Regions from separate parts of the Mus musculus genome. Here region 2 is linked to region 1. The links are chromatin loops, found by intact Hi-C in ENCODE. Cell type or tissue: gastrocnemius. All regions are shown on one strand. Links, peaks and the distances in the headings refer to the core of each region. The heading gives the core; the rest is flanking DNA.

What was found. Peaks named below come from ENCODE experiments on the same cell type or tissue, not always from the same donor. Only the 100,000 strongest peaks of a DNase experiment are listed, where the experiment ranks them.
Region 2: a loop joins it to region 1, with 5 times the contacts of the local background. A loop is called at or near these places in 16 of 42 quality-filtered maps.

The regions. Positions count from the first base shown.
Region 1 is chr1:132,147,543-132,163,044 of GRCm38, reverse strand. It overlaps Gm30242 (a long non-coding RNA gene), which reads right to left and starts at 12,450. Exons shown (of 3, transcript XR_387381.4): 1 at 12,092-12,450; 2 at 9,720-9,923; 3 at 8,903-9,347. In gastrocnemius, for the core only: CTCF peaks have their summits at 5,492 (motif pointing left) and 7,094 (motif pointing right); DNase peaks (open chromatin) are centred at 4,963, 5,477, 7,103, 9,742 and 1 more place; H3K4me3 peaks cover 280 bases; H3K27ac peaks cover 1,816 bases.
Region 2 is chr1:132,203,446-132,218,947 of GRCm38, reverse strand. Gm29695 (a long non-coding RNA gene) reads right to left here. Exons shown (of 2, transcript XR_387385.4): 2 at 9,401-14,991. It also overlaps a transcript of Lemd1 not described here. Among named protein-coding and RNA genes, the nearest start is that of Mir135b, 13 kb to the right of the region's middle. In gastrocnemius, for the core only: CTCF peaks have their summits at 6,648 (motif pointing left) and 7,795 (motif pointing right); DNase peaks (open chromatin) are centred at 5,665, 6,551, 7,822 and 10,632; H3K4me3 peaks cover 519 bases; H3K27ac peaks cover 471 bases.

The DNA.
Region 1 (15,502 bases), core at 3,424-11,423:
GCTAGGAAGATGAAGGCAGGGGATGGAGAGTTCCAGGGCAGCCTGGGAGATGGAGCAAGGCCTTTTCTCAAAAACAAGACTTAAAATAAACCCCAAACAAACTGGTTAATTAAGAAAACCTTGGCGGGGATTTGGGGGCTGGAGAGATGGCTCAGCGGTTAAGAGCACTGACTGCTCTTCCGAAGGTCCTAAATTCAAATCCCACCAACCACGTGGTGACTCACAACCATCCGTAACGAGATCTGGCGCCCTCTTCTGGAGTGTCTGAAGACGGCTACAGTATACTTATAATAAATAAATGAATGTTAAAAAGGAAGGAAGGAAGGAAGGAAGGAAGGAAGGAAGGAAGGAAGGAAGGAAGGAAAACCTTATCTGGGCAGTGGTAGCGCATGCTTTTAATCCCAGCACTTGGGAGACAGAGAGGCAGGAAGATTTCTGAGTTTGAGGCCAGCCTGGTCTACAGAGTGAGTTCCAGGACAGCCAGGGCTACACAGAGAAAACCCTGTCTCAAAAACTCAAAATAGATAAATAGATATGTAGGTAGATGGATAGATAGTTAGATGGATGAAAGATGGATAGGTGGGTAGATAGATGATAGATAGGTCTATAGATAGATAAGGAATGGACGCCGTTTGGCAATTTCTTTAAAATGTAAGACGTGGAGTTAGCCTATGACCCAGCACTTCCACTCCCATGGAAAACACATGTTTAAACAAGCAGTTGCACACACATGGTCACTGGAGTAGAATGTGTAATAATCAAAATGTAGAAATGATGTCCATGAGTTTATACATTAATACAGGGTAACAAAATGAACAAAGGGTGCATGCTCGAGCAAGCCGCTCCTGTGAGTCTCTGCCTCTTGGGGTCCTTTGGTCCAATCCACAGTTCCAGCTATTGTGGTTACAGGCTGAGAGAAGAAAACAGAGGTTTAGCCTTAGCTGTTTTCTAAGCAGGTATGGGCAGGTATGAGCAGGAGAACAACTGCCCTCACTTGAAATCAAACACTCCGTATCTTTCTTGACCATTCACAAAGAAACCCCTCCGATCCTTCCTGTATCCTGCTTTATCTTTTTTTGTTGTTGTTGTTTTGTTTTGTTTTCTTTTCTTTTTTAGGTTCTGGAGTTGACCTCAGGACTCAAGGCCTCACACATAACTAGACAAGAAGAAACCTAGTTTTCAACTTACTCAGAACACAGTCCCCATGAGACTGTGCTATTATCCTCCCAGGAGGTGCACCAGGAGCCCCTGCCCTACCCGAGCTTACCCAAGGATCTCTTGAGCTTCCAGACCCGAGAGCAGGCAGCCTCTTTGTGCTCCAGGAAGCCAAGAAGCACAGTGTGACTGGAGACTGAGCCCTGAGCCAGCTGGGACACTGAAGGGCCTCTCCACTTCCCTGCCTCTCAGGGGGCCGGCTCTGCAGCACTCCATATTCTGCCCTCAAGGCACAACCACCCTCTTTTCTTTATTGTGGCAACTACCAGGTGTACCCTGTCTTTCCTGAAGCCTCAGAATTCCTAAGGTAGCCTTTTTTGGTACTTAACTGGCAGGCTGCCCTCCTCCGAGAAGGGCCATGCGGATTGTCCCTTTTCTGTCCCAGGTCCAGAAGCTCGGTGGTGGGCCAGTCAATCCTCTAGGCTGGCTCCACTCTCCTTCCTGGAACACCTGCTTCAGAGGATACACCTACCCTGCCCTTCCCTGCCAGATGGCCTGGCATTGCCCTTGCCAGCTCCCTGTGACTTGCAGAGGACCCCTGCCCACTCCTGGAGAGCCAGGGTGCAATGACTTCAGCCAACACTTATACTGATCGTTTAAAGTCATTCAACAAGTATTTCGGGCCAGCCTGCTCTGAGCGAAGTTCCATGCCACTCCCTGGGGCATGAAGAAGATTGAAGACATCAAACTATATCCTAATGCTCTAGAGCCTTGAGACAGGAAGACAAGACTCACAGCATGCAATGTAGCAAAAGCAAGTGCAGGTCCCATTAAACAGAGCTAGTTACCCACAGGCAGGCTCTACTGGGCAATACCGCAGCTCAGAGAGGTTAGGAGGTTTGTCCACGGTCACATAGTTAGTAAAGGGTGGAAGTGGTATTAAAATGCAGGCTGTCCAGCTTCTGGGCCAAGGTTTATAAAATGTTTGATCTGTACTAGGTGAACACAGGGGAGAGGCACAGAGGCAGAGGTTGCAGCTGCTTGGGGGCAACTGGGCAACGCTGGATCTTGGGTTTTGCTTTTCAGATACCTTGAGCAGCTTGATCCTGGCTCTGGACTCTTAGAGCCGGAGCGGCCTGGCAGCCTCACCACGCTACCTTAAGTTAAATCTTGCAGGTCAGGATTGAGCCTTGTCACAGGATGACTACAGAGACAGTCTTAGGCAATGATATCACCACTGAGTGGCAAACAGCCTGCTGTCCTACTCCATTAGGATGTGCACAGTGCAGCTTCCTTCCCTGACACTTGTCCCTCATGACATTTACATGGCGGGGGGGGGGGTGTCAGTGCAGAGGGAGTATTATCCAATATTCTCTTTCTTGCACCTGCTGCCATACCCAGCTCCCCAAATAATGACGCAATAAAATTAGTGCGTGAGGCTAGGAATGAATCTCTGGAGATGTTTGCCTAGCAAGCAGGGGGTTGTGGGCTCCATTGTCAGAAGGGACTGATTATGGTGGCCATGGTAACATAAACATTACTGGGCTGTTCATGGCACAAAAGTGTGAGGATGTTGAGTTGGGATTCCTAGCGCTCGAATGAAAGGCAGGGCACGGCCACCCAGAAGAGAGAGACAGGCAGATCCTACGGGCTTGCTACCAGGGTAGAGAAAAGAATGCCCAAAGTTGATGCCTGGTGTCTCCATGTTCATGGCACACCAGCACACATATGTGCACACACATTCACATATGCACAAAGTTTCTGAAGGATGGGTTAGATGAGGGAAAAGCATGAATGAATGAATCATAGCCCTGCCCCCCACCCCAACTAGTCTAGCAGACATCACCCGTCTCTGGGCTCCTGGCTTGTGTGGCTTAGCTTTAGTTCTGGCTCTAATACCAGCTCAGAAAACACTGTTACATCACGGTGGGAACAGTCCCAAGGATCTCAGGACCCTCTCATGGCCAAAGGAAAATCAGAGCCAGAGCCTCTGGCCACACCAGATTGGCGTTCCTTTCCTTTTGCCCCATCCCACTGCTGGCTGCTCTGCTCAGAAGCCCCAAGGGGAACCTGGAGGCCATGGTGTATAATCCCTTTTTGCTTGGTCCTCACTGCATCCTCAGTGCCCTAAGCAGTGGAGCAGGTACAGAGAGGTGGTGCTCCGATGCTGCAAGCATCCCTGGACTGTAGCTCACAGATCCCTTAGTGCTTGCAAGCACTGTGGTTGCAAGCTGCACTTGCAAGATCCCCTAATGGCTGCAAGGGCAGACAAGACTGAGAACTCTGGGGACCTGGGTCTGAGGCACACAATCTTAGGGGGTGAGGGGAGAGCAAGAAGAATGCAGAGGCCACTGACCAGGGAAGCAGGGCACCATGATGGGGCCAGTAGTATGCAGTGAGCAGAGGAAGGAGACAGAACATGCTGGTCCATAGAGGGAGGAGTGACAGGGGAGGGAGGAAGAAGAGGACTGAGCACAGAGCAAGGAGGAAGCAGGAGAGGTAGTGAAGCTGGAGCTAGGAACGCACACATAGAAAAGCCCGGTATTCCTCCCAGCAGGTCTGAGACCTATTTTGTCAAGTTCTGATTTTGCTAATGAGGAACAGCAACTAATGAGACTCGCTTTCTCTAGATATGAAGTGGGCTTGCCCAGCTATGAATCTGCAGGGTGGGTTTGAACCTAAGGCGTCTGGCTTTAGCACCTAACCCCACAGTGTGCTACCTAGGCAGGCAGAAGGCAAAGGACAGAATCCCTTTAGCCTGCCATCCCCCAGGGACAGGAGCAGTCAGGGGAGACAGGAGGCCTTTGCTGAGAGCAAGGCAAGGGGAGCTGCTGGGGTGGATTTGAGAAAACTGAGAGGTAAACTTGGCAAACTGTGGAGCTGGCAGGGACTGCTGAGCTGGGAAGAGGGAGGGGCGAGGGGGAATTTGCCTGTTCCTGGCAGGGTGCTTAGAGGAGGGTGTGTCACCAGCCAGGCAGGCTGCAGGAACAGAGAAAGGTCTTCAGGAGGTCACTGGGTTCAGCCTGGGACATTATTACCCTGTAGGTCACCCAGATAATAGAGATGCTACCTCATGCTCCCCGGTACCTCCCTCCCTGTCTCATTCTCCTCCCCCACCCCCATCCCCATCCCCTGTTCCTTCACAGCAGAACCACCATTTCTTGAAGAACCCTGAATTTCCCAGACCCTCTGCTCCTGGTGTGGCGTCCTCCCTCCCCGCCCTCCTGCAACATGTGTCTCCTCTGGAGGAGCAAGATAGACCCTCCACCAAATTCCTGCCAGCCCCTGAGCTCTTCAGAGGCTCTTCAGAGTAAAGATGTTGCTTTCCAAGGTTTTCTCTGATACTGTGGGATGCATTCTCTTCCATGTAACAAGATCATGGAGTGAGACTCTAGCCCCAGAGTGAACATGCGGCAGGCTGAAGGAGATTCCGTGGGGATCTGCAACAGGAGTTGCAAAGCAGCCAACCGACAAGTCCCATGTTGGTGCTTGGATAGGGGAAGCTGGGAATGTGGAGTCTGGGGTGGAGGGGTGTGGGGGATGTGACAGGCAGCACTTTGAACTGAGAGAGTTTTCCTCTGAGAACAAATAGCCTAGACTCTCCTGACTGGCTCGCCATCCTGTATGGCAAAGAGCCCACAGGGCCCAGAACATCACAGCCCCGCAGTGGGCGCCCTTGTTTCAGTGAGGTGTTTCAGTATACTCTGAGCTAAAGTGGCTGGTTCCTGGAGCTGTTCTCTCTACTTTCCTTACCTGTCAGGCCATGCCAGGCATCTACCTGTGGGGAAGCCCCGCTGCCTTGCAGCGGTGTGTTCTCAGCAGTCAGGCACTACACCACAATGCCGAGCTGTCTAGAAGAGCCTACTCCTCATGGCAGCTGTGTGCCCTGGTGCCTGCTACCTCTGGAACTGCACCTTCTGGCCTGCCTCCCTCTTGCCGATCTCCCTCGCCCAACAGGTCATCCTCAGGATCCCTACAGCCCTATCAACAAGGATGGGTTGGTGGGAGGGAGGCAGGATATTCTCTGAAGAGAGAATGGAGTTAGATTTATGCCAAACGGTCCGGTGTTGGGGTGTGAGTAAAGCGTCCTTTATATGATATAGACCTGTGCAGGGACCATTTACCTTCATGGTTCCCGTCAGTCTGTTCTGCAAGGCAGAAACAGAGAAAAGGCAAGAAGGAGACCTGCCTCGACGCAGTGGGAAGCTCTGCATTAGCCTGGTCCTTGGCAGGCTGTGAGCTGATCAAAGGGCACGGTTGTAAACAGCAGGGGAGGGCATCTCTTCCCAGGTCGGGAATCCTGCAGACCTCCGAGCAGCCAGCAGGGCCTTCCTGCCCTCTAGTGGCCGAGCCTGGAAGTACATTCACCTCACAAGCCGCTGAGCTGCTGGTATCTTTCAGAAGTGTCAACAAACCTTCAAGGTCTGCCATTATCTTTCCCTGTGCTGATAGAGATCTTAAGAGTTAGAGGTATATACTTGCCTTCGTAGTGGTGGATCAGGCTGTGGGAAACAGGACTGGGAAGATTCGGGTTCTTAAGTGGGGAATGTTTTTATTGTGGCAGAATCTAGGAAGGCTCTTGGAGAGGCCACTGCTCCTGTGTCCCCACCTCCATCAGAAGCTCAAGGTCCCCCTTCTTTCCAGGGCCCACCACCCTTTTCTTCTAGGGTAAAGGACTGCAAGCTTTGAGGTCAGGGGACAAATAATAAATGCTCTAAACCTGTGAGCCCTGTGTTGGAACTACCCACCTCTGTCCACCGGTGTAGCAGGAATTAGTCAAGGACAAAGCCTAACGGCATGGCTGTGTGCCAATAAAACTTTATTAACTGACGTTGAAATTGGAGCCTCGTATTATTTCAGTCATTACAAAAAAAATTATCTCTTATACCTTTTTTTTTTTTTTTTTGGTTTTTCGAGACAGGGTTTCTCTGTATAACCCTGGCTGTCCTGGAACTCACTTTGTAGACCAGGCTGGCCTTGAACTCAGAAATCCGCCTGCCTCTGCCTCCTGAGTGCTGGGATTAAAGGCGTGCACCACCATGCCCGGCTTCTTATATCTTTTTCAAGCATTTTTTTTTAAATGAAAAACTTTGTCCAGAGCCGTGAGTTCTGTTAAGTATCTGATAAAGCTGTTGCATCCTGTGTCACTCCAGGGACCCCTGAACCAAACAGAGATGGAAGTGAGAGCCCAAGGTTTTTGGAGCGGCTGAGCACTTAGAACCCAAAGAAAAAGTGTAACTGCTCTTAGCTTGCAGGCGAACAAAAACCTGGAAGCTGGGTGAAACCCCCAAACTTTGCTCTAAGATGTGGGAGTCTCCACCAAATTCATTCATGTTCAGCTCCTGTCTGACTGCTCCTTTTCAGTCCCTTTTCGTTGTTCTGTTTCTTCGTGGTCCTGCCCACCACTCTGTCTTCTCTTCGTGGGACCTAATTCATTTCTAGTTTCCACTCTTGGGAGCCTCAGGCCACACCTCAGCCGTAGAGCCTGTGCCCAACTACTCCGAAAACCTTGGGCTCTCACCTCCATCTCTGTTTGGTTTAGGGGTCTCTGGAGCGACACAGGATGCTAGAGAAAGCAACAGTTTTATCACCTCTCTGGTTTGGATCTTAACCCTGCTTCACCACCAGTCTGAGCAGGGTCTGTATCATTTCCCTCTGGGGAACTCTGGGTGTGATAAATATGCAGCCCCCTGGCCAAGTCTACACTCAGAAGCATGCTACTTGACGGTGTGTGTGGGGGGGGAGTTATGGGGTGCTGAAGGGGTAGAGCCTTTTGCACTGGGATTTACCAACCTGGATCTCAGAAGAGAAGGAGGCTTGGGAGTCAAATAGTCCTATGACACCAGAAATGGTCCCATAGCTAAGGAGAAAGGATGACGTCACATAGAGAAAACTCTAAAAAAATGCCCCAAGACCGATCTTACTCTCTACAACCAGCAGGTGGCAGCAGAGGCCATGGAGCAGCGTTCTCCGGGCCTGAGAAGGGATGCTGTTGTTTACTTCCTATTCGGGCAACTGTGTCCTACAAGGCAGGAAAGGGGACACTAAGTCAGAAGGAAGTGGTTGTTCTAGTGCTTTTCAACTAAAAACTTACTGGATAGGATCAATTGGTATATGGATGAGAACACTGAGGTAGAATCTCAAAGCCGCAATCCTTGGCTCCCCTCCCCCACCCCCCCAAACACACACACACATCCAGGTCCCTGGGTCCAAATCTCAAATGGATGGGCTACTAGCTATGGAGCCTTGTGTTCACGTTTCAGTCTTAGAGACAGAGCCAGGCATAGTGGAGCATGTGGGTGACCCCAACGCTAGGGAGATTGAAGAAGCAGGAGGATTTTGAGTTTATAGGCCAGCCTGAGAATTTCTAATTAATTAACTAATTATGAAATATATGGATATGTCTGATATATGAACAATTGAATATATATATGGACAATGCTGATTATTGGTATTTAGTCTAAGCTCCACCCCCACGGTTACCTGACTCATTATAAAAGGGGCTCTGCTTGTCCCCTCCTCTCTCTCTTGCTCTTTTTTTTCTTAAAGATTTATTTACTTATTATTATGTCTAAGTACACTATAGCTGTCTTCAGACACACCAGAAAGGCCATCAGATCCTATTACAGATGGTTGTGAGCCATGATGTGGTTGCTGGGATTTGAACTCAGGACCTTGGGAAAAGCAGTCAGTGCTCTTAAACGCTGAGCCATCTCTCCAGCCCTCTCTCTTGCTCTCTCTTGCTTTGCTCTCGCTCCTTACCCTCTTTCCCCACTCCCCTCTCTCTCCATGTGCTCATGACCGACCTCTGCTCCTCTTCTTCTCTTCTCTTCTCGTCTCTCTTCTCTCTCTCTCTCTCTCTCTCTCTCTCTCTCTCTCTCTCTCTCTCTCTGCCTTTCTCTCAACTCCCCTCTCTATGTCCTGAATAAACTCTATTCTATACTATAGTGTGGCGTGGCTGGTCCCTCGGGGTGAAGGGATGCCTCAGCATGGGCTCGCAGAAGAACCCCTTCCCCCCCCCCCTTCCCACACTTCCACCAAACATATCCCTGGTTTCTTTCTTTTTATAAAATACAACACTGGTGGCATTAGCTCATGGGATTGAGAAGTGGGTAAACATGAAAGTATCTGACACTTGGAGAATGCTTAGAAACATTTAAAACAATTAATTTTTTCCACTTTTTTTGTTGTTGTTGGTTTTTGGTTTTTGTTTTTCGAGACAGGGTTTCTCTGTGTAGCCCTGGCTGTCCTGGAACTCACTCTGTAGACCAGGCTGGCCTCGAACTCAGAAATCCACCTGCCTCTGCCTCCCAAGTGCTGGGATTAAAAACATGTGCCACCACCGCCCGGCTGAGAAAGTCTCAGTTGCCCAAGCTGATCTTGGAACTCATTTTATAGCTCGGCAGGCCTTGAACTTGTGACTTTCCTGCCTTGCACCACCAGGTCCAGCATAAGATGATTATCTTTGCCAGGCAGTGGTGGCACACGCCTTTAATCCCAGCACTTAGGAGGCAGAGGCAAGTGGATTTCTGAGTTTGAGGCCAGCCTGGTCTACAGAGTGAGTTCTAGGACAGCCAGGGCTACAACAGAGAAACCCTGTCTCAAAAAAAAAAAAAAAAAAAAAAAAAAAAAAAAAGACTATCTTTTAGGATCATTCCTGAATGGGAGCTTTCAGGTCCCTCATTCCCAGGATCTAAGCCTGGGACTCACCTAAGTGCAGAAGCAGCAGTGTTGCATGCCAGGAGCCTTGAGTTTTGGATAGTGAGGTGGGGTGGTTGGGATAAGGCCGGTGCCTGGCTGGGGTCAGCTCCCCCTCCACCAGCCTCCCCCTCCCAGCACCAGCCTGTTTGAGACCCTTAGGGATGCTCTTTGATCTTACTCCTTCCTAATTCTGTGCCTTGGAGCTAGAAGCTGCCCCCAGGTCTCCTGACCCACGTGCTGCTTTCCAACAGCATCAGATATTCAGACAAGCAAAAAGGACGCGGAGCTTGCTCTGGCCCGAGGAGAGGCTCGATATAGCTCGGAGAGTGGTGACTTCCTGCTCAAGAATTTCCTATCTTGGAGTCCTGAGATTCTCTCTGCCTGACTTTGCAGATTCTCCGGAGGCAACTTGTTCATCTGTCTCCTCTCTCAGCCCTCACAGTGGGTGGCACCAGGAAAAGGGAAAGCTGGCGTTCCAGTGTCCCCTAGACCTAGAAAATTGGTTAAAAAGGAAAGTGGCCCAGTCCCATTCCCCATCCCCACTCTAGCCCTTCCCACCACCATCCCATCCCCCACCCCCACCCTGGTCCTCGGGGCAGTCAGGGTGTTCGGCTTCTCCAGAATAAGGAGGCCAGACTGCCAAATTAGCATCTGCAGGAACCCCTGGGAGCAGAAATCTAAAAACAACTAAACGACAACCGAGGAGGTCAGAGGCCTGGAGCAGTAAAAATCGAGAAAGGCGGTGGTAGGCTAGCCTCCCGTGCGCAGGCCTGCAAACTGGTTCCCGACCTGATGCTTCAGCTCCTCTGTCTGCCCTTCCAGGAGCCCTTGCCACAGTCCCCTGGGACCCGCAGACTGCTCACTCTGAAAGGCGCTTGATCCCTAATCAAGCGGGTGGCATTTGGGGAGATCCTTCTTGATGGCCAGGTACCAGGACTCGAGCTTTGGGTGAAGTCCCTCTCCTTGGATGCATCACTCTGCAGAGTCCAGATGGCCAAAGGCAGATGCACTTCTGTTTGACTCTGATTTCTTATAAGAGCCGGAAGTATGCTGGAGGAGGGCAGAGCCTGTGTTTCGGGGCATCACAAGAGGGAGAGATGGAGCTTTGGTTCCAGCTGGACACCATAATCCTTCTAGGTCCAGGGAACTGAACCCAAAGTGAGACCCAGGATGAGCTATGTCCTGTGGGGGAGACACAGGAAAGAGAAAGCGCAGGGACTTTTGTCCAGTGGTCTGAAGAATTTAGTCAGACGCTGGGGTTAGTCCCAGCACTCAGGAGCCAGAGGCTGGCAGATCTCTGAGTTTGAGACCAGCCTGGTCTAAAGAGTGAGTTCCTGGACAGCCACACACAAGGCCAGTGGAAGATGCTTGGTGTCTTCTATCGACCTCCACCTTATTCCTTTGTTTGTTTGTTTGTTTGTTTGTTTGTTTGTTTGTTTGTTTGTTTTTTGAGACAGGGTTTCTCTGTGTAGCCCTGGCTGTCCTGGAACTTACTCTGTGGACCAGGCTGGCCTTGAACTCAGAAATCCATCTGCCTCCCAAGAGCTGGTATTAAAGGTGTGCACCACCACCACCTTATTCCTTTGAGACAGTGTCTCTCACTGAAATCCAGAGCTAGCCAGAATGCCTGAGGGAATCTCCCTTGTCTCTGCCCCACCCCAACCTCCCCACCCCCCACCCCCGCACTAGGGTTAGAGGCATGTGTGTGCACAGTTACACTACTTTCACTGTAGGTGCTGGGAATTCAGGTCCTCGTGGCTGCACAGCTGTGAGCCATGTCCCCAGTCCATGCTAGACGTTTCATAAACAATATTTCATTGAACTTCCACACAACCCTAGAAGTAGTCAGATCACTTTTTTTTTTTTTTTTTTTTTTTTTTTTTTTTTTTTTTTTATGAAAAGCAGACTTTGGAGAAATCAACCCCACTGCCAAGGCCACAGGAGTCCCGAGAGCATCTAAGCCAGACCCTCCTACGGCCAGGCACCATTTCTCTCTGGAGTGGCTCTGTGGTCTGTGACTCACAGAGTCCCATTGGGAATGGAGCTGCACCCTGATGTGTGGCAGAGATCCCCACATCCTGGAGTTTGCCCTGCTCCTGGCTGCCTTGCAGTGGAACCTGGCTGCCTCCCCTGACCTCAGCCACAGACAAAGAGCACACCAGCTCTGGATTTCAAGTCACTCACCTCTGCCAGCCCAGTCTTCTTATCTCTAAGATGATGTCATAGCATTTGTTTAACCCTTGGGTTAAAGTGACCTGCTAAATAACTGCCTCCAAGGGCTGCTCCCCTCCATCATCTCCGGGTCTGCACGCTCCCCGCCCTGCCTTTCTCTGAAGCAGTGAGGATCTGTTCTCTCTGCTTTGCCTCTCCCCCAGGTGCACCAGCCAGGGGTCCTCGGTGGCTTCCCCTGAGCAGCTGCCAGTGTCCCTTGGACTTCAAGGGTTACTGCTACTCACACCACAGGGAAGTAAAAAAAAATGATAACTATGGGGGAAGTGGCCATTGCTGGATCCTTACAGTCCCCACAAACCTCCCTTCTGAGGCAGGCAGCAGCTGACTCAGGTACTCATGAAGGGCTCTCTATTCCATTCTACCACAAAGGCCTTGCACCTTGCCTCCTCTGAGGGCTCCCACGGGGAGCCAGGTCTGGTCTCAAGAGGGCAGTTTGTGTTTCTGCTGAGCCTTGAAATCTCCCATCTTCTCAGCTTTCGTTTTTCTCAGGGACAAAGATCCCCTCTGGGTCCTTCCTGCTCTGCCAGGAAGAGAAGGCAAATGGATAGGTGGAAGCTATCTCACGTCTGAGCCTGCCCTGGCACTCCAGGAGAGGAGGAAGCCTGGCCAACTCACCTCCAGGCTACCTGGATGACGTGTGCTCCCTCTGTCTCTCCAGGAGTAAATATTGGAATAAATTCATTTACCGGCTGTTTAATTAAGAGCAAAGTCAGTAAGGGCTCCTGAGTGGTGGGAAGAAGTACTCAGAGATAGCAGCACCCAGGGGACCCATGGGCAGGCTCCCCAGGGAAGTGCAGGCCACAAAACCCTTTCTTCCCCTAGCTACGTGAGCCTCTGTCCAATGCCACCAACTTGTGAGGCTGGGCTGGACACTTGGAATGCAGGCCTCTGGAGAGGTCGGTTTCTTGCCAGGCCATTTGGCACGTGTCTAACTCAGGATAGCCTGGTATTTTAGGTATTGTACCTGGTCACGCCACCGTCGTTTGGTCACCTGGGCACTCACCTGTCAGTGACCGCACATTCAGGCATGCCTGATCATTCAGGTATAAGGTCCCTGAACCACGCTGATCGGTCAGGTGAGTTCCAGTGAGTAGGTCTGGTATCTGTCACACCATGTAGTCGGGTTGTGTTCCTGGGAGACACGAGTGGCTTACTGCACTCAGGTCACAGGACTCATTCCAGACGAAGCCGAATATAAAGCTAAACTCCTTCCTCTTCCTTACTCTTTAGTATCCTGGGCCCATCCACTGTGACCCCAGATGCTGACCTTTGTGTGCCCCTCCCTCTTCTATGTCAAGCCACCCCTGGCTGTGCTGGGGTCCCAGGGGCTCCCAGGAGTTAGAGAAAACAGGAAACTGGCCTGAAAGGAACTTAGGGAAACCAGCAATGACTCCAAGGCTACAATCTCCCCAGGGCTGGGTTCACTGGACTCCCTGCTATCAGCAGGTCTAGTGCTGGGCCTCAGAGAGTAGCTTCCTCCCTAGCCCTAGGTCCAGTCTGGCCTAGCTCAGCTATGTCCGTGAGTTGGGACTTTGAGCAAGGGGGCACATTCTGCCCAGGCATTTCTCTGGGTTGTGCTAATCCTCAGAGGCATGACTCATGGCCATAGGCTATCTTCTTCTCTCCAGCCACAGATTGGGGGTGGGGGACAAAGTCAGCACTGGCATGGTGCCAATCAAAGCCAATCACCCTGGGGAGTGGTAGGGCTAGAGAGGGCTCTGGGCACTTCCTGGCTGTGATAGCAGAGAGAGGCAGGTTCCTGGGCTCTGGCTGGGTACTGAGCACAATCAAGGGCTTGGCTTTAATATAAAATGCCACACAATTATATACCAACCAAAGCCACATCTTTTATCTCTGCTGCAGAGGTCCAGAAGCCCTGATCGTTTCTATCCCAGTAAATTCACCTTCTCCCTTCAGCTGGATAGTTTTGGTTTTTTTTATAGCTCTCTCCAAATCCAGAGCAGGGGCATGGCGCTTGGCACCCTGCAGGCTCAGACCAGAGAACTGTGGGGCAAGGATGGGGAAGAGGTGTCTCTCCACAGGCCGGGGCCACTGACCTTTCTCCTCTCCTCCAGCCCCATCCTTTCTCTAGGCAGCAGAATCCGCATCGGAGCTAGAGGCTTGGGTTGTCCATTCCTCTATTTCCTGGCTGGTAGTCATGGCTGGCTGGAGCCAGGGGAGTATCCATGGCAAGCAACCCACTTGGTACCTTTTCACCAGAGCCATCTTTTCAAGGTTTGCCCACAAGAGTTGCAGAAGAGAGGCTATGCATCATATGGGGAGGGCAAGGAATTATGGGCTAGCTGTGGTCCACTTAACCTCCCCTCTGCGGTTGATTTTCCTCATTCAGCAATGCTAACACCAGTTCCCCATTCTGTCTCAGGGGAGCCTCTTTAGCGAGGGACAGTCACCTGCATTCCCACAGGCTTGCAAATCTATTTCTCTTACCACACTTTTGCTCCTGGCCAGGGTGCTCTGTGTACCTGTCAGCCAGAAACACCTCACACAGCTCTGGCTTTAAGGCTCTGGGAGTATCACAGATGACTCTGTCAGTCACCCTGCATCCATCCATCCTTCAGTGGAGTGGAGAGTGGGGGACGGTATGGGGGAGGCTATGTGTAGGTGATCCTGTCCTAGGTCCCAGGATTTCCCCCACCCGCCACCCTCTTTTCCTTTAAAATTTACTTTTATGTAGTACGCATGTGTGTGTGTGTGTGTGTGTGTGTGTGTGTGTGTGTGTGTGTGTGTGGTGTGCTATGTGTACAACAAAGGTGCCTGCCATACAATAACACACATTCGAAAGTCAGAGGACACCTTTCAGGAGTTGACTTGATTCTCCCTTTCTATGTGATGCAATTCGGGGGACATGGAGTTACATGAAAAGCCTTTTACCTGCTGAGCCATCTCACAACCTACAGCCTCTGATCCCTCTCCCTAGGACCTCCCTTCCTAACGTCCATCCTCAGAACCCCCTAGAGGCTAGTCTGTCCTTCAGGCTTTGCTGGATTCCGGGTATCCATGTGTCAAGACTTGGGGCTCCCTCCTGTCCTTCTACTGCACCTCTCTAAGTCTCCCTCCATCCCACAGTCACAAGAGGCCCAGGCTGGAGACTTATAATTCACACCTTTAGTTTTCCTTCCCTGGAGCAGGGCAGGGGAAAGGCCTCAACTTTGCTGTTTTCCCTAAGAAGGGGTAGGTGGGGGTGAGGTTGGGGTTTTGGGTTTAATTATGGAGCAAGAACTTGGTTATCAGGTGCTCCCATAAGGCATATGACACCTTCTCCCCGCACCCAGCTAATGAGACGGTACCAGGCAGCTGGCAGGTGGGCTCTGTAATTTAGGGGCCTGATTGCAGAGGCGGCGAGTGCCTTTAACTTGATCAGGGCAAACGCCTCTGACTTTTTCTGACTCAACTAAGGGTTGTGGGGTGGGGGTGGGGGGCTGAGTTCTGGTCTCTGTCTAACGTGTTGCAACATGGCAAGCATCTCAGTGGTATGGTGGGTAAGTTCCAGTGGCCTCTAGTTCAAAGTGGCTGTGTAAGGCACTGTCCTGAGCTGCTTGGTGACAGACGATGCAGAAAAGAAAGTCAAGGTCCCCAACTGCACCTCAGGCCAAGTCTTCATAGGCACCTGCCTCAAAGCTGCCACCGTCAGCAAGAGTGTCTGTCACTGACAGCAGGCAGGAAGCTCTGACAACCTTCTGAGACCCTCACAGAAACTTTCTCTCTGAAACCTGACAACAGTTAGTGAGTGATTCATCTTGGTTAGCCTGTCACTAAAATTCCTTCCCTGGGGGGGAGATTCGAACAACACCTGCTCCCTCCTCCCAAGGTCTTGATGACAAACCAAAGCTCAGTTCTACCACATTTCATCCAATGAGTTGATTGGGTTTCATTGTAGGACACAGATGACAGCTCCTGACAGGGTCACGGATGACCCAAAGCAACTGGACATGAAGGTCTGGCTCCAGCATGGATGATGGTTTCCCCATAACTGCACAGATGGCCACCTCTCCTCTAGTCTTTCCCAATCTGTGCGCTCTTGTTCCTACCTGAGACCCCAAGACTGCACATAATTTACATATGGTTGGCTGGGAGGAGTGGTTGGCCCAATGACTACTGGTCTTATCCTTTTAGGAGATGTGGTTTGAATAGGAATGGCCCCCAGAGACTCATGTGTGAATGCTTGGCTCATATGAGTGGCACTATTAGAAGGTATGGCCTTGTTGGAGTAGGTGTGGCCTGTTGGAGGAAATGTGTCACCATGGGGGCAGGCTTTAAGGTCTCAGGCAGCTCACTTCTGCTGCCTAAGGTTCAAGTAGAACTCTCAGCTCCTTCTCCAGCACAATGTCTGCATGCTGCCAGGCTTCCTGCCATGATGATAATGGACTAAACCTCTGAGACTGTAAGCCGGACG
Region 2 (15,502 bases), core at 3,083-11,082, 56 kb before region 1:
TCAGTTGTGAGTGCACAAAGAAAGTTCTCTGATGATGTCAGAGTTGTACTAATCTATAGGTATAGCGATATGAGGTTAGAGGGCAACTGGATGCTGTGTGCATTTAGTAAAATAATAGCAATAGGTTCACCCGAGACCAATATGCTCCTTGGTCATGAATCCTTGGCCAAATTTACAGAGCCAGGCATGGGTTTCTTTCTGTGGAGTGGCCTCTGAAATCCAACCAGAAAGCAGCTGGCTACTCCCACACCATTCATACCACTACCCCACTCCTGGCCTGTTGCTATTGGAGCTCACAGGATTCACCATTGAATAAGATGATTACCAACCCCGAACCCCACACCCGCAATCTGCATAGCACCTTTCAGTACTAGGAACACTCTCCAAAAGGGAGAAAACTTCCTGGTCAATACCAACTTGATTTCTCCTGTGACCAAAGTACGAGGTGTCTTCAATAATAGGGTCTTTCCATCAAGCATGGTGGGCAGCCAAGAGCAATAGCAATAGGCTCCATTACTTGGGGAGTTTCTGGGAACCCACTGAAATAATAGATTCAAAGGAGAGATTTCAGTGCCACAGAGAGCTAGGATGCTACCCATATGCTATGCTTCCCAAGCTGCTGCTTGGTTCCAGCCTCCAGGCCTGTCCTGAAGACAAGGTTCTGATGCTGACAAGTGACTATCTTGGGGGCTCACGCACGGCCCACGGCCAGAGGCTTCTGGCACAAATCCACATGCAGGAAGTTTTAGATAAACTGTGCATTAGAAAGGCATCTAAGGGGACTGGAGAACAGTGGTTGGGGTGCTGGCAGATCTTTCAGGGGACTCAGGTTCAACCTCCAGGGCCTACATGGCAGCTCAAAGCTGTCTGTGACTCCGGTTCCAGGGGATCTGATATCCTCACACATTAAAAAAAAAAAAAAATTAAAAATTAAGAAAAAAAAAAAGAAGAAAGGGAAGGAGAGAGGGAGGGAGGGTGGGAAGGAAGGAGGGTAGGAAGGGAAGAAAGAAAGAGAGAGGGGGAGGGAGGGAGGGAGGGAGGAAGGGAGGGAGGGAGGGAGGGAGGGAGGGAGGGAGGGAGGGAGGGAGAGAGGTATCTAAGATGGGGCTCTAGAGCCCAGAGGGATTACACTCTAAAACACATTTTTTTAAGTTCAAAATAAATAAGGGGAAATATAAGTGAAAGGTCACATTTCTGGGCCTGGGGCTTGAGCAATGGCATCCACTCTGAGGTCCCGAGTCCTCCAGCGCATGCTCACACACAGTAAGAAGCAGAGCCTGATCAGCACTGATTAAGGATAACTTTCTACAGGAGGTCAGGAAAGCATCAAGCAGAGACGAGCATTCTAGCTAAGGGCACACTGTGAATACAGGCTTGGCCCTTGAAATGGGGACAGGATCTGACTGGTTTTAGAGAAGCTAATAGATACTGTTGAGATTAGTTGGCAGAACGCTCAACGATTTCCGGGAAAGGTGGCAGCCCCAAGGCCTCTTCTGTTTCTATGGTCTTTCTATTATGGGGCCTGCTACTGCTGAGGGGAGGCACCTGGAGATGAGCAATGACTTCACTCAACAGGACAGAACAGACAGAAAACAGAGGGGGATATTTGTGGTCCCCCTCCACTCCACTGCCCCCGTCATCTCTCTCTTCTCTCGTTACTCCATGAACAGTAGTGGAGGAATTGCAAGAGGTCACTGGACTGCCAGGGTCTCCTCTGGGGATGGGCAAGGGGCACTGGAAGATCCTAGGATACAGCAATTGAGAGATTAGGAACTTAGGCTTGGGCAACACTGCCTTATTCACAACCCGGACCTTTTGTAGCAATGCCTTTGTTTGTATCACACACTTACCTTGTCTCTCAGGGTCAGTCTCAGTCCACACAGAGATAACACATTTGGGTGCTTGCCACACTATTCTGCAAGTGCTCACAGTGGGAGGTGGGAGGAAGGCATCTCACTACACCATGGCACCAGAGTACTGTGTCCTGGTGAGAGAGGACACCACTCCCCTCTCCTCAACATAGGAAATTCAAAGTCGCTCCTCCTTATTATGAAAGCCAGCCTAGCCAGGGAGATGCTTTCTCTCAGTGACATTTGAGTGAGAACACGCCAGAGGAATGGGCTTATATCAGACACACCGCCCCCAGAAACACTTGGGAAAGACAACACCTATTGATAAGAAACAAACCAAGATGTTATATTGAATGCATTATGGGACATCTACTCCTGTCCTTGCGACTGCAAAGGGCACTTACAGTGAGGATTGTCACAGCCATAGACAGACAATAATAGTGGAAGCAAAAGAAACCAGAAACTAGCAAGCGCAGGAAGGAATGAGGTCTGTGCACCTGTAGGAGCTTGAGGGGGATCTCCAGCCAGGCTCTGTTCTCTAGAAGTGCAGGACTGTGCTCATCCACTCTGTACTCACCAAGGGGAACAGAAACCTTGGTTCCAGGGAGCCATAGCTGCCCTACGACTATGAGGTGGGGATGTCTCCTGAGCATTGTGAGGGTTGGAGGCAGCTGGACAGCCAGAAAGGCTGACTGGCAGGGGCCAGTCTGCAGAAGGCCTCAGAAGCCCACTGAAGAGCTTTGTTCTGAGACGGTGGGAGCTACTGAAAGCTTTTGTTTGTTTCTGTACTTTTAAAAACAAGTTAAGCACATTTGGGGATGTAAAACGACACCCACATATAATGAAACCAGTATGAGTAGCATTTGTTGGGCTCCCGGCAATAGGTGTCAACATCTCACCAATCTTGCCACCAAAGGGCTTAGGGGAGTGCGTGACAAGAGAGCTACATCTGAGAAGGACCCTCAAGCTCCTCTGGAGAGGCTGATAAGGATGCTGCAGAGCAGGGTGCATGGATGCATTAGGTTGCAGCAGGCCACTCATTCATTTGTTCATTCATTCATTTGTCCAACAAGTGCTTCCTGAGTCTGACTACGCGCCCTGCCCCCGTTCTTGTTGCTAGGGATTCGGGTGTAAAGTGTCTGTGGTACCTGTTCCCTGGACCAGTTGGCATAGGAGGAGAAGGCAGACCAGCAAGCAAATGGAGTGAACTAGGACCTTTCATAGAGCAATATAGAGACAGGATATGGGAAGGGGAGGAGTGGGTCGGGAGGACCATGGTTCACAGTCGATGGAGAGTCGGGGTGATTAGAGCAGCATAGAGTGAGGGACAGAGGGGCCTGCAGAGGCCCAGCAGGAAAGGATCCTTAGTCTCAGGCAATAGCCAATGGACGCAGTCCATGTAATGGGATTTAGAAGAGACAAAAGGAAGTGGTGGTGGATCCAAGGCAGGGTGGGGAGATGTGTGGACTCAGGTGTGTGGCTTGAATATCGCCATAGTCATAGGCGCCTTTCCTCATGCCAGGAAAAGAGGTTATGGGAGACTCATACTATCAGCAGCTATGTCTCTTTACATTATTTTAAAAATGCATTTATGTTTATTTTGTGTGTATGGATGTTTTGTCTACATGTACAGAAGTGTACTGCATGTGTGTCTCATGGAGGCCAAAGAGGATAGGACTAGAATTTGGGATGGGCGTTTGTCGCCATGAGGTACTTGCAAGCCAAATCCAGGTCCTCTGTGAGAGCGTAAAGTATTCTAAACCGCTGAACCAGCTCTTCACTTTGCTGTTGGTGGCAGGGTTTCTCTGTGTAGGCCTGGCTGTCCTGGAACTCAATCTGTAGATCAGGCTGGTCTCGAATTCACTTTAGTTTTTGAAACAGTCTCTCATCACACCAATTCAGCCAGAAGCCAGACTGGATGGCCAATGGGGTCCAAGGATCCTCATGGCTACGCCAGCCCAGTGCTGAGACAAAGGAGACATGCAGCTTTTACATGGTGCCAGGGATCCAAACTCATGTTCTTATGTTTGCACAACCTTCTATCAAGCCTTGCTTTATTTTTTTTAATTTTAAATTTATTTTTATTTTATGTTTATGGTGTTGTGCCTGTAGGTATATCTTACCAGGAGAAACCATCCAATCATCTGCAACTGGATGTCTACAATTACAGACACTTGAGCTACCTATGGTTCTGAGACCCAAATCTGCTCTCTTCAGCTCTCTGCTTTGGTTTTGGGGTTTTTTTGTTGTTTTTGTTTTTTTGTTTTGTTTTGTTTTGTTTTTGTTTTTTCGAGACAGGGTTTCTCTGTATAGCCCTGGCTGTCCTGGAGCTCACTTTGTAGACCAGACTGGCCTCGAACTCAGAAATCTGCCTGCCTCTGCCTCCCGAGTGCTGGGATTAAAGGCGTGCGCCACCACGCCTGGCTTGCTTTGGTTTTTTGAGACAGGGTATCACCACATAGCCCAGGCTGACCTGGATGACTTTCTTCTTCTTCTTTCCTTCTCCTTCTCCTTCTCCTTCTCCTTCTCCTTCTCCTTCTCCTTCTCCTTCTCCTTCTCCTTCTCCTTCTCCTTCTCCTTCTCCTTCTCCTTCTCCTTCTCCTTCTCCTTCTCCTTCTCCTTCTCCTTCTCCTTCTCCTCCTCCTCCTCCTCCTCCTCCTCCTCCTCCTCCTCCTCCTCCTCCTCCTTCTCCTTCTCCTTCTCCTTCTCCTTCTCCTTCTCCTCCTCCTCCTTCTCCTTCTCCTTCTTCTCCTTGTTTATGAGTGTGAGTACACAGTTGCTGTCTTCAGACACACCAGAAGAGGGCATCAGATCCCATTACAGATGGTTGTGAGCCACCATGTGGTTGCTGGGAATTGAACCCAGGACTTCTGGAAGAGCAGTCAGTGCCCTTAACAGCTGAGTCATCTCTCCAGTCCTGACCTGGACTTCTTGATTCCCTTGCTCATCCTCCTGGGTGCTGCGGTTGTCTTCAGGTCCCGTCATGCTAGACTTTTAGTTTTGATTTTTCAAGACAGAGTTTCTCTGTGTAGCCCTGGTTCACCTGGAACTAACTCTCTCTCTCTCTCTCTCTCTCTCTCTCTCTCTCTCTCTCTCTCCCTCTCTCTCTCTCTCTCTCTCTCTCTCTCTCTCTCTCTCTCTCTCTCTCTAAACCAGACTGGCCTTAAACTCAGAGATCCACCTGCCTCTGCCTCCCAAGTGCTGGGATTAAAGGTGTGCGCCCCCACTGCCTGGCTATTCTGGCCTTTTTTTAAAGGACAGATTTTACAGGAATAGGGGTCCTGTGAAGCCATGTCGATATCTCCAGCCATTCTATGGCTCTGCTCATGTGGCTGCCCCATTATGTTAGGAGGGCAAGAAGGTAAAGTATTAAAGGGAACAGGGGTTTACTGGGAGACTACGTGCAGGCCCGGGATGGACAGAAATCTAGAGTCAGAACATCAGTTCTAATCTCATTCTGTGACTTGCATAGCAAACAAACAGATTTATGAGAAGAGGAAAAAACAAAAAAAACAAAAAACGCGGCCTGTGAAGACAGTTGGAATGCTAAAGAGGCAGAGACCCCATAACCCACCCTAAATAGGCGATCAGAGACAAGAAAAGGCGCTTGTCCCAGGAACTTGCTCCTCTGTTCCTTAAGCCTGCTTTCTAGCTATTAACTGTCCTTGCTGTGCCTTGCTCCAGAAGGACATTTTTCTCAGCTGTCTATTTTGGTGTTTGTTGGGGGGAGGGGGCATTCGGGGTCATTGTCTGCGAATGAATCCTGGACAGCAGGAGCCTGCTGCTCTCGCTCCTCTGCCTGTCATCTGTCACAGAGCCAGAGCAGCCTGCAGCTAGGCTGTGGACTGCCTAATGAAGACAGAGAGGTGGTTCTGGCTGTGCACAGGTGTCGCTTCCCCATTAATGGAGGTGACATTCCGAAACACTACTCATTATAGAGCAGACATTGGACAGGGCTGGGACACATATTGATGGCAGCAGGGCCAGCCAGCGTCTGTCTCAAATCCCATTGCCCCTGAGCAGGGAGCGAGAGGGACAGAAGCATCCTGAGAGTGTCAAATCTACGGGCCCCTCTCTTTCCAGAGAAAAATGAATTCTCTACAGGCCTGACATTGGGGAGCAAGTCATTTTTTCTGCTGCTTTCTGACCCAAGGGTTAGGCCCACCCCAGTGCTGACCAACCCACATAGAATTCCTCAGTTTGTGTCCTCCTCGGAATGGCTTATAGGGCCAATGAATGTGGGTCATGTCAACTTCAGGCTTCCACATAGAGGCTCTGATGGCTCTCTTGGCAGTGGAAATTGACCCACCTTGTAACTAGGAGGGTATAGGTGCAGAAAACTTACAGGTTGGGGGCTGTCAGGGTCCCGGGACACATGGACACGGACAGAGGAAATGAAAACTGGACAGTTTCCTCTTGTCCTTACAGACTTTGATTGATTCCTGTAGGACAGGAACGGCCGACCCATCATCTTGAAGACACAGCTCCCAGAGCTAAGAGTAAAGTGGCCAAAAGAAGAGCTGCTACATGCAAGCACACACCCCTCAAAATTCCTGACGCCACCTTCCCTGGTCCCAGGCTTCGCGCACGCGCATTAGGCCGCCCCCGCGCAGCTTGGTTTTAAACTCGTGGCAGACGGAACTCGACTTAAAAATAACTGTTTTGACAGTTGCGATGTAAATATGTGAGTGACGCGTGGGGCTGTTTTTCCTTCGAGCTTCTCCCATTCCCCGGGCCAATCCTACACCCCACCCCACCCCGGCTCCGCTGAGGCTGAGATGACTAGAGCGCCTCCTGCAGGATACTCAGCACACTGCAGTGGAAGAATTCCCTTCCAACACACCACACCGCACCCACCATTCCTGTTTTTGCAGTTTTGAGATGAACCTTGCTATTTATCACAGACTGCCCTTCAATTCACAATCCTGTGTCTCAGCCTTCTCAGTGCTGGGATTAACAGGCGTGCGCAGCCCTCCTCACAACCCCATACCTACCCGTCTTCAGTTCAGTTTGACCTGTATTTACTAAGTCTCTCCTCTACACCCAGCACTGCGCTAGCTACAGTAGAACATGTGAGAGATACGAAAGGCAGACTGGCTATTTGTAACGCTTCCAACCGAGCGTCTCAGTTACCGTATCTTGAACACCTACCTGCCCAGGGCCAGGTACTAAGCTAGGAGAACGCCTGAACAAAGTTACCTTACTCAGCGCGGAAGAATTCCCTTTCAACATACCACACCGCAGGCGGCACAGAAACTCAAGGGGCGTTTTACTCTCTGCATTTTACAAGTGGCTAAGAGACCTGTGGGACATGAAGCAGCTTCAGTAGGCAAGCACAATTAGAACATGGAGCTGGGAACCTCAGTCTCTTCCTGTCCCCATAAGCCATCTTGTGATGGAAGGGCAGCAGTCATCCTCTCTATAGGTAGGGAATGAGGTCTATCAGGACACCAGCGAGTCATCTAAGATAAAGCCAGGACCATCAAGGACACTTTGAGTGTCCGTGCCAGCCTGCTCTTTCTGTCTTTCTAGTCAGACAACAGAAGGAAGGGACAGAGTGTACGTTGTCCTTGAGATTTCCAAACTATCTCTTACAAAATGTGAAAGAATGAGAGGAAGGAAGGTTGGAGTGTGAACCAGTGTATGCTCCGGTATTTATACCCAGCACGGTCTGAGACAGAGCAGATAGGGCAAGCTTCCAAGCTGACTTTTGAACTAAAAGCATTGGATGTGGGTCTGTCCCAGGTTAAGCCTTTATGAATACCTTGTCAGAGTCCATGCTGAGCGTGGTCTGTCCTTCACTGTCCAGACAGTGTCCTGTGCCCTTGGTTAGGTGTCCACTGATGCTCTCGGGTACTTTACATTTTATCTTCATGTATGGGTTTTTGTCTATGCCTGCTTGTCCCTATGAGCACCATGCACATGCAGGAACCTGAGGAGGACAGAAGAGGGCGCTGGATCCTCTGAAACTGGAGTTACGAGCAGTTTGTAAGCTGCTCCATATAAGAGTTGGGAACTGAACCCGGGTCTTCTGCTAGAGCAGTGCTCTCAACCACTGTGCCATCTCCCCAGCCCTGCTCTCGGGTTTGTTTCTCCCCCTTCCTGTCCCAGGAGAACCTCTGAGGCAGCCGCTGGTGCTGGGAAATGTCTGTTAGTCACACAGCATTCCTCCCTCCTGAATGTTAACCCTGTAGGATCAAAGGTTTGTGTCAAAGCACTAATGCAATGCCAGGAGTCAGACTCTGGGGGCCGAGAGGAACTTGGGAACAAGTGGACTCACTTGTGACAGAAGAGGCTCCCACAACATGGTAATACCATATTGGCTTTCGCCTGTGCATACAGCCAGGCTCAGCTCCGAACCCATCTCCTCTGAGAAGCTTTTCCTGGCTCTCAAGCCCCGAAGCACTTTGCTTGAGCTCTGCCTAGAGGATCCTTGAGTCTTGTCATGTTGCTTTCTGTCATGTCTCGAGTTCCTAAGGAGTGGGGGCACCGCTGACATCCTGTTTCTCCTCAGTGGCGCCCACAGTGTCCTGCTCAGGGTCAGGATTCAATACTGACTTTATGAATTCAATGAACAATAGCACTCATTTCTTCAGGGTGAAAACGGATGCAGATAGCAGCGGGCAAGCATGCAAGCTGACAGTTGAGTCAAAAGCATAGGATGTAGGTCTGTCCTGGTTAAGCCTTCATGAATACCTTGTGCCAGGCATTAAGGAAGCTCAGCTGGGAGAAGAGAGCCATCCTGACCATGACCAGTCAGTCCACTGCTGTCTACAAAAACTGCGCATCATCTGTAATCCTCCGCCTTCAGGAAGCTCAAGGAGGAGGATCAGATGTCCGAGGCCACCCCAGGTAGCAGAGTAAGTACCTAGGCCAGCCTGGGCAATAGAGAAAGATCCTGCCTAAAGACCATAGTTTATCAATTCATGTACAGCTGTCACGTGACTTGCCTTAAACCAGCCCTTCCTTATAGAAGGCTGGCTTTGAGGCTATGGCTGATGGCTTAGGTTCTCTGTCCTTTCTTTGGGGCCCCATTTCCTCACAGTAAGTAGAATCTCTGCCCTACCCCCTCCATCCTTTTTAGAGCTCTAATGATATATAATTCATAACACCTGGTAATCTTTGTTCTGAATGCAGCTCAGACTTTCTTTCCTTGCAAGACCGACAATCACGCATTCTGTCAATAGTTCTGAGAAGCCCAAGTAAAGATCTTTATTTTATATTAAAGTAGCTGTAAGCCGTGAGACCATAGGGCAGTTCTAAACCATTACCGCTCTCCAGCTCGAGACCCACTAGTTTCCTGAGATGCTAGGAGGCAGGAGGTTGGCTTTTCTCAGTTTATAGACAGTACAAATGAGGCTCATAGTACCAGGGCCTCCGGTGTCCCCCAGGTCTCCTCGCCTGTGCACACACTCCTGACTTTCCTACACAGCTTCATTTTCCCTCTTCTCAGATCGGCACGAACGAGTTTGGCTTCTGCTATGTATTACAGTGTGAAATCAACACAGATACCCCACACGCCTTGACAACATAATTCACTTGCTGCAAAGGGACGTAATAAAGTGTGTTTATTACAGCAATTATCAGAGCAGAATCTGCCAGCATGCTTTTCAGTGGCGACCAGAAAATGCTTACTCCAGATGCATAGATTTCGGAAACTGTGCAGCTAGAGCCAAAATAAAACCAACGAGGCTTAGTAAATGGGTCTCAGCCACCCTAGGAAAACAACCATTCAGGAGCCAACTCAACCGAAGCAAAGGTTAACAAGATGTAGATTGGTGTTTTGCTGGGTTAAGATCCGGACCTGCTTCCAGGGTAGAGGTGTTGGGGATATACATAGAATGTACCCCATAGCCCAGCCACCCCACATGCTGAGTTCACACCCCACAGATCAACAAAGGGGAGTATAGATGGAGACCATTAGCACCAGTGATTCTCAGGGATTCCCTGCCAGTGTAGTGGAAGTTGGGACACAGGAAGACAGGTAAAGGCTGGGCCATGGAAGGGTGGCAGAAAGAACAGCTAAAGAATGCCTTTCACTAACTGCAGCCTTCAAAATCACAATGTGCTCCAGGCTAGAGATGGAACTCAGTGGGAGAGCATTTGCCTAGTGGTTCTGTGGCCCTGGGCTTCATCCTTAGCCCCTTGCAGGCGTATGGAGGTGGGACCTCAACGGAATATGGCTAAACTGGAGGGAGTCTGCTTTCTAGCCTGGGGATGATATATATGCTGCCTTGCTTTGGATAGAATGATTGGACAAAGATGCAAGCGCATATGTCCTGGCTTCTTGGTAGAGGGATAGAGGAGAAGTAGCTTAGATTCCACAGCAACATCAAGTTATCTGACTGCTAATTAGCCAAGCAGAGTACTTTATGAATTGCTTATGCCAACAGGACATTCCTCAGAACCTCAGGTGTTCCCAAAAGAGGCAGAAGTGCATGTCAGGGCTCCCTGGGAAGGCACCCCGAGCAGTGGCCCTTCCTACTCGATCATAGTTCAGACCTCTCAGAAAACACAAAACTGGTTATTTAAGCCAGCAAACCAAAGAGGTCCCTCTAGTGAAGGAATGACTTAAATGTGTCCCCCTTTCTTCCTTATCCCTTTGCCTCTTCGAGAAGGTGCTATGCTAAGGGATGGGGGCAGAAGGCAGCTGGGCTCTCTGGAACAGAGAAAGTCAGAGCTTTGAGCATCATGAACAACAGGATAAAAATAGCAGCGTTGCCATGGCAAGGGAGGCTGGGAGAGTCCTGAGGATGTGTCTAGGTCCTGCCATCTCCCCTGCTGGCATTCCTCCCGCCCCTCAGAGGGAATGCAGGAATGGACTGAGGGAGGAGATTGCTCCTGCAGGGAAGGGAGCTGACCAGAAGCCCACTAGGAAACCCCTTGGGTTTCAGACCCAGGCTCCTTCTGCCAGGGCTCGAGTTACAGAGTCCCTGGCTTCTGAAATGTTTTCTTTGGTGTAAATGCTTTGAGCAGCTCCTGGCTCACTCCACTTGTGGATGGTCTGCTCTCCTGCCTTCCCTTTCTGCTTGTTGAGGAGCCAATGGTTTCACACAAGAATCTAGAGAAGGGGCCTGTGCAGTAACCCTAGCATTCATGGTGGGTACCTACCAAATCTAGCTGGTCTGGGGGTTCTAGTGGTTATGGGGGACTTGTTCTGACAAGCCAGGCATCCTGGTGTTAGACTGGTTAGCAGCACATATTGCACGCTGAAGGCTCGCATCAGGACCAGGTGACAGAAGTGGTAGCTATGACCGGTCTTCCTTGTGTACTGAAGATGCAGCAGTTTTTCCCTAGAAAGGGAACCTCTGGGTCCTGAGGTGCACTCAGCTCAATGACTTGCCAGGCACAGCAGCAACCTTCAGGGTGAATGGTGGACCTCCTGGAGCAGCAGCTACGAGACTATTGGATGCAGCAGTCCAGACTCCCTTTCTGGGTGAAAGCCTGCCTCTTTGGTTGGGGAAAAAGGGTCCAAGGGTCCATCTCTAAGCTTCGGCCATGTCTGGCTACATCCAACACAAGGTGCCTTTCACGTGGGGTAGGGAGGGCAGGTGTAGGACCCATCCTTGGGAAAGAGGAAGCAGTTTCTTCGGTCAATCGGAGTCAGTGCCGGTGGAGTGACAGGGGAAGAGGAAATCTGTACTGTCCCATGCAGACAGCACCACCTCCCATGCAGTCACCGCTGTACAAATCCCATTGGAGGAGTGGGGGAGAATGGTTCCATCATCTTAGCGATGGCCCACTGTACAAAGTGAACCCAAGCAGGAGTCAGGCCCTTCTGAATCTCTTTAGCAACTGAGCCATAGTAGACTCCAAAGACGGCAACTGTCAGGGCCTGAAGTCAGTGCCAGCTACAGACGACCCCCTTGAGTCTATCCAGGAGGGAGGGAAGATGTCCCAGCCCTCCCTGGAGGAACATTGTAGAAGCTCTGATCTAGGCTTCCCCGCACATTCTACCACTTCAGATCTGCCTGTTACTCAGAACACATCCTCTGGGGCATAGGATGCCTGACATTCCACAAAGAACTGGCCTCAGTGGAGACCAGTGCAATCCCCTTTATAGCTGAAGAAACCAGTCCCAGAAATGAGGCCTGACTCATCCAATGTCACAGTATCACTGGCACTCAAGCACAGCCCGAACCCAGGAGACCTGCTCTTGGCTCAGGGTTCCTTACATTGCACGTCTACTTCAGTTAAATTATTGCTTTTTAAGATTCTCTTCTTAAAAAAATAGCAATTTCCCTATTGATTTCTATGGATCTATACATTCAAAATGCCTGCCTCCCTTAGGAGTAGAGACAGGAAATGACATTCTGATTAACTATCTTTCACCTGAGACAAGAAGCCCTTGGGCATCCTGGACCAGAGTCTTAGAAGACACTCAAGTCCCAGTGACCCCAAAAGCCATCTATACACCACTCTCACTGACTAGTTCTGTAGCCCAAGAGGTGGAATCCCTGTTTAAGTTGGAACAGGATCTCCACCCTCTAAGGATGAGTGTCAAGCTGTAAGAATGGAAGGTATGCACACCTGCCTCACCCTAAGAGTACAGGGCCACTGAAATAGATCCTAAAAGGATCCATGGGCTGGGCTTCCCTCAGGCAGAGTGGAAGGGACTTTAAACAGATAATACAAAATTGACTGAACCCACCAGATGCAGAACTGAAAACAGGTTTCCAGCTGCTTCCTAGATGCTGAGAACAGAATCCCCATCTCCAACAGTCAAGACAACGCTGCAGTTCCTCCCTCCTGCTCAGGCCAGGCCTGCTGCAGTGTGGCTACACAGCTTACCCTGGACGAAGGGAGCAAGGACATTGGGTCTGCAAGCAGTGGTGGGACCAACACTTAAAAAACCTTGAACCTCCCATGTTCCTATAGCAAGGGCTCAAGATATCTAGTGTCTCTACCATACCAAGGACATGCCTGTGGGGGAAGCAGCTCCCTGAGTCAGCTTCCTGCCAACCCCTGGGGCGGCCTCCCTGCCAAAGCCTGGGAAGTAAGCACAGGCGTGCTGCCCTTTGCTGCCCCCTCCCAGACCTTAGTTCTCCATTATCTGACCTGTCCTCTGGGTGAGCCTATGTGGTTGGGACATAACACCCGACGCTTCTTAGTGACAGGGATATGATTTCACCCTCCAGTTCCAGAGAGACTTCTCTGATTGCAGCCTTGAAGGCAGCCTGCAGTTAGAAATGCTGGAGAGTAGGGGGGGGGGGCGGCGGAATCTCTGGTTTCTGTAGCAAAGTTAGCCCCCTGAAGCTTTTCTGCCATTTCTGCCTCACCCAAGGCCTCCGTCATCTCAGAGGACAAAGAATCTGGAAAGTTTGCTTTATTCTTGTGACCTCCACTGGCCTTTACTGCAGAAGCTTGCTATTTCCCTGAGGGAAGGATTTGTTTATAAATCTTTGAATATAAAAGCAAATAACAGACAGTAGGTGGTTCAGGTGGGAAGGCAGAGGCGAAAAGCCAGTGGAGAATAGCAGAGAAGCTAGCAGCTCAGGCTCCACCAAGACAACCTTGATCCCAGCAAATCTGCAGAAAGCCCAAGAAACACCCTTTCCCGTTTGCTCAGAGTCTCTCGCTGAGTCCAGACCTTCCTCCATCTTTGACCCTGACGGTGGTGGGAATGTGACATCTCCCTTGTGTGCAGAACTGCTTGTCCCAGTGAGGAGGGCGGCAGGCTAGCAGACCAGAAGCTGCTCTCTGCTGCTAAGAGTTGGTTCATAATCTCCACCTCTTCCTCTAGCACCTAAGAGACACAAGCACAATGACAAAGCCAGGGAAGGAAGGAGAGAGGGAGGAAGGGAAAGGAAGGAAACGCTTTTGCTTCTGAACTCCTAGAAATGGCCACAAGCTCCTGAAGAAGGAGGTGACACGGAACTGGGAAGAAGAAGGGGAAAGTCTAGGACAGTCCTAGAATTCCCTGTGCTCAGAAGGTGCGCTATGCCAACAGCTTCCCAAGGACAGAAGGGAACGAGGCAGGGTGTGAGTAAACAAAATGGGATCAGTGGTGTGGCCGAGCTCTAGGGATAGTCCCTGAGGGGCTTAGTGCCTGAGGAAAGGTCTCCCCACATCTGTGTGCTGACAAAGAACTGAGGGCTTCATGAAACTGGTAGGTCAGGGCCAGACACACAGAAGAGCCTTCTACTGTCTGACCCTTCGAATGTCTGATTCGGTCCTCCATCTCAGTCCTGGCCCACCTGGCCCAAGAGGATGCAAAGAAAGGGCTAAGACCCTGGAGCCCCAGCCTAGACTCCATCTTGTGTTTGATGGTGGTGTCGCATACATCAAACCCTCCAAAGTCTGCAAAAACAGTTACTTTGCTGTTTAGCAACTGCTTTCCTCTCCCAAGGCTGCATAAGCTTCATGGGAGGGGTCCCCTGAGAAGAGCCCCAAAGTTTCATTCCTTGATCCTAGGGAGGCTGTCCAGTCTCCAGAAGGCAAGTGGCAGATCCTGGGGAAACCCTTGTGTAGCTGAGGCCTCTCCAGGAGCACAAAAGATTGGTAGCTAATAGGGGTGGGCACAAGAAGGCGGATGTCCTCAGGTTGTTGGTCAGGTACCAGTTAAATAAAGATGGAAGACACACGCTCTGAGCACCACAGCAGCCTCAGGCTCAGATCCACGGGGAGCTGACAAGGGAGGCCCTGGTTCTGCTCACACCACTGTCTCCCTCTCTCTGTGAACTTCGTCCTTCTTCCTCTTCATCTTGCAGAAGCCGTGAAGACCACAGAAACAGGCGAAAGTGAACTGGGGCATGCCCTGGGCCGGGCGGGGGAATGCTCAACAGATGTCTGTAGGGAAAGACAGGGTAGAAGAATGGGAGAGATGCAGAGAGAGAGAGAGACAGAAGTAAGCTGGGGTTATCATTCCCAGAAGCCTCCGGGCTCCCTGAGGCTGCTGCCTGTCCTACCATTGGAGTAAACGGGTTCCATCACCAAACCTCAGCTTCTCCTTTCCTGAAACCTGTGTTGTTCCAAGCCTTCTGCCTCACCTCAGACGCACACAGCAGCGGCTCAAGAACGGGAAACAAGCTTAAAACACTCCCTGGACGTGTCATTTCATGCAGGTTCCAGGATCCAGTGCGGGTGGGCGGAATGTCCGCTTGATTCTTGAGGCCCCGCAGTCAACAGTCAAGATGCAGGACTTAACAGAAAGAGGGAGCCTCTGCTTAGACCTCTAGAATGGAGTCTCAGACCCCATCCTTCCTCAACAATCCCAAGTTGTGTGGCCCTCTTAGAGAACTCTGTAAGGGACAAAAACAAGGTAGCAAACAGTCCCTCTCAAGCCAGCCTGGTTATGTAAAAAACCAGGTAGTAAAGAGAGGGTCTTCAGCCAACGGGCTTTGTATTTAGCCTCTGTACTGCATAAAAGGCAGGGAGAATGGAACACCTTTTCACCCTGGGGAGAAGGTGGAGGCTGAGGTCAGCCTGAGGTGGAACATGGGAGTCTGGGAAGTATGCCTCTTAGACACTCGTCCCCATTCTCCTTGTGGTTTTCATCTTACATGGCCACCGCTTGCACGTCTCTGTCCTTGCTGTCCCTAAGCAATCCTACTGTAAGAAAAACAGAGATGCCTTCTGGTCATCTCAGGCAGGGCAGCTTGGAACAGGAAGGCAGGCACCCTACCCAGAGGTCAGACCAACACCCCAGCAAT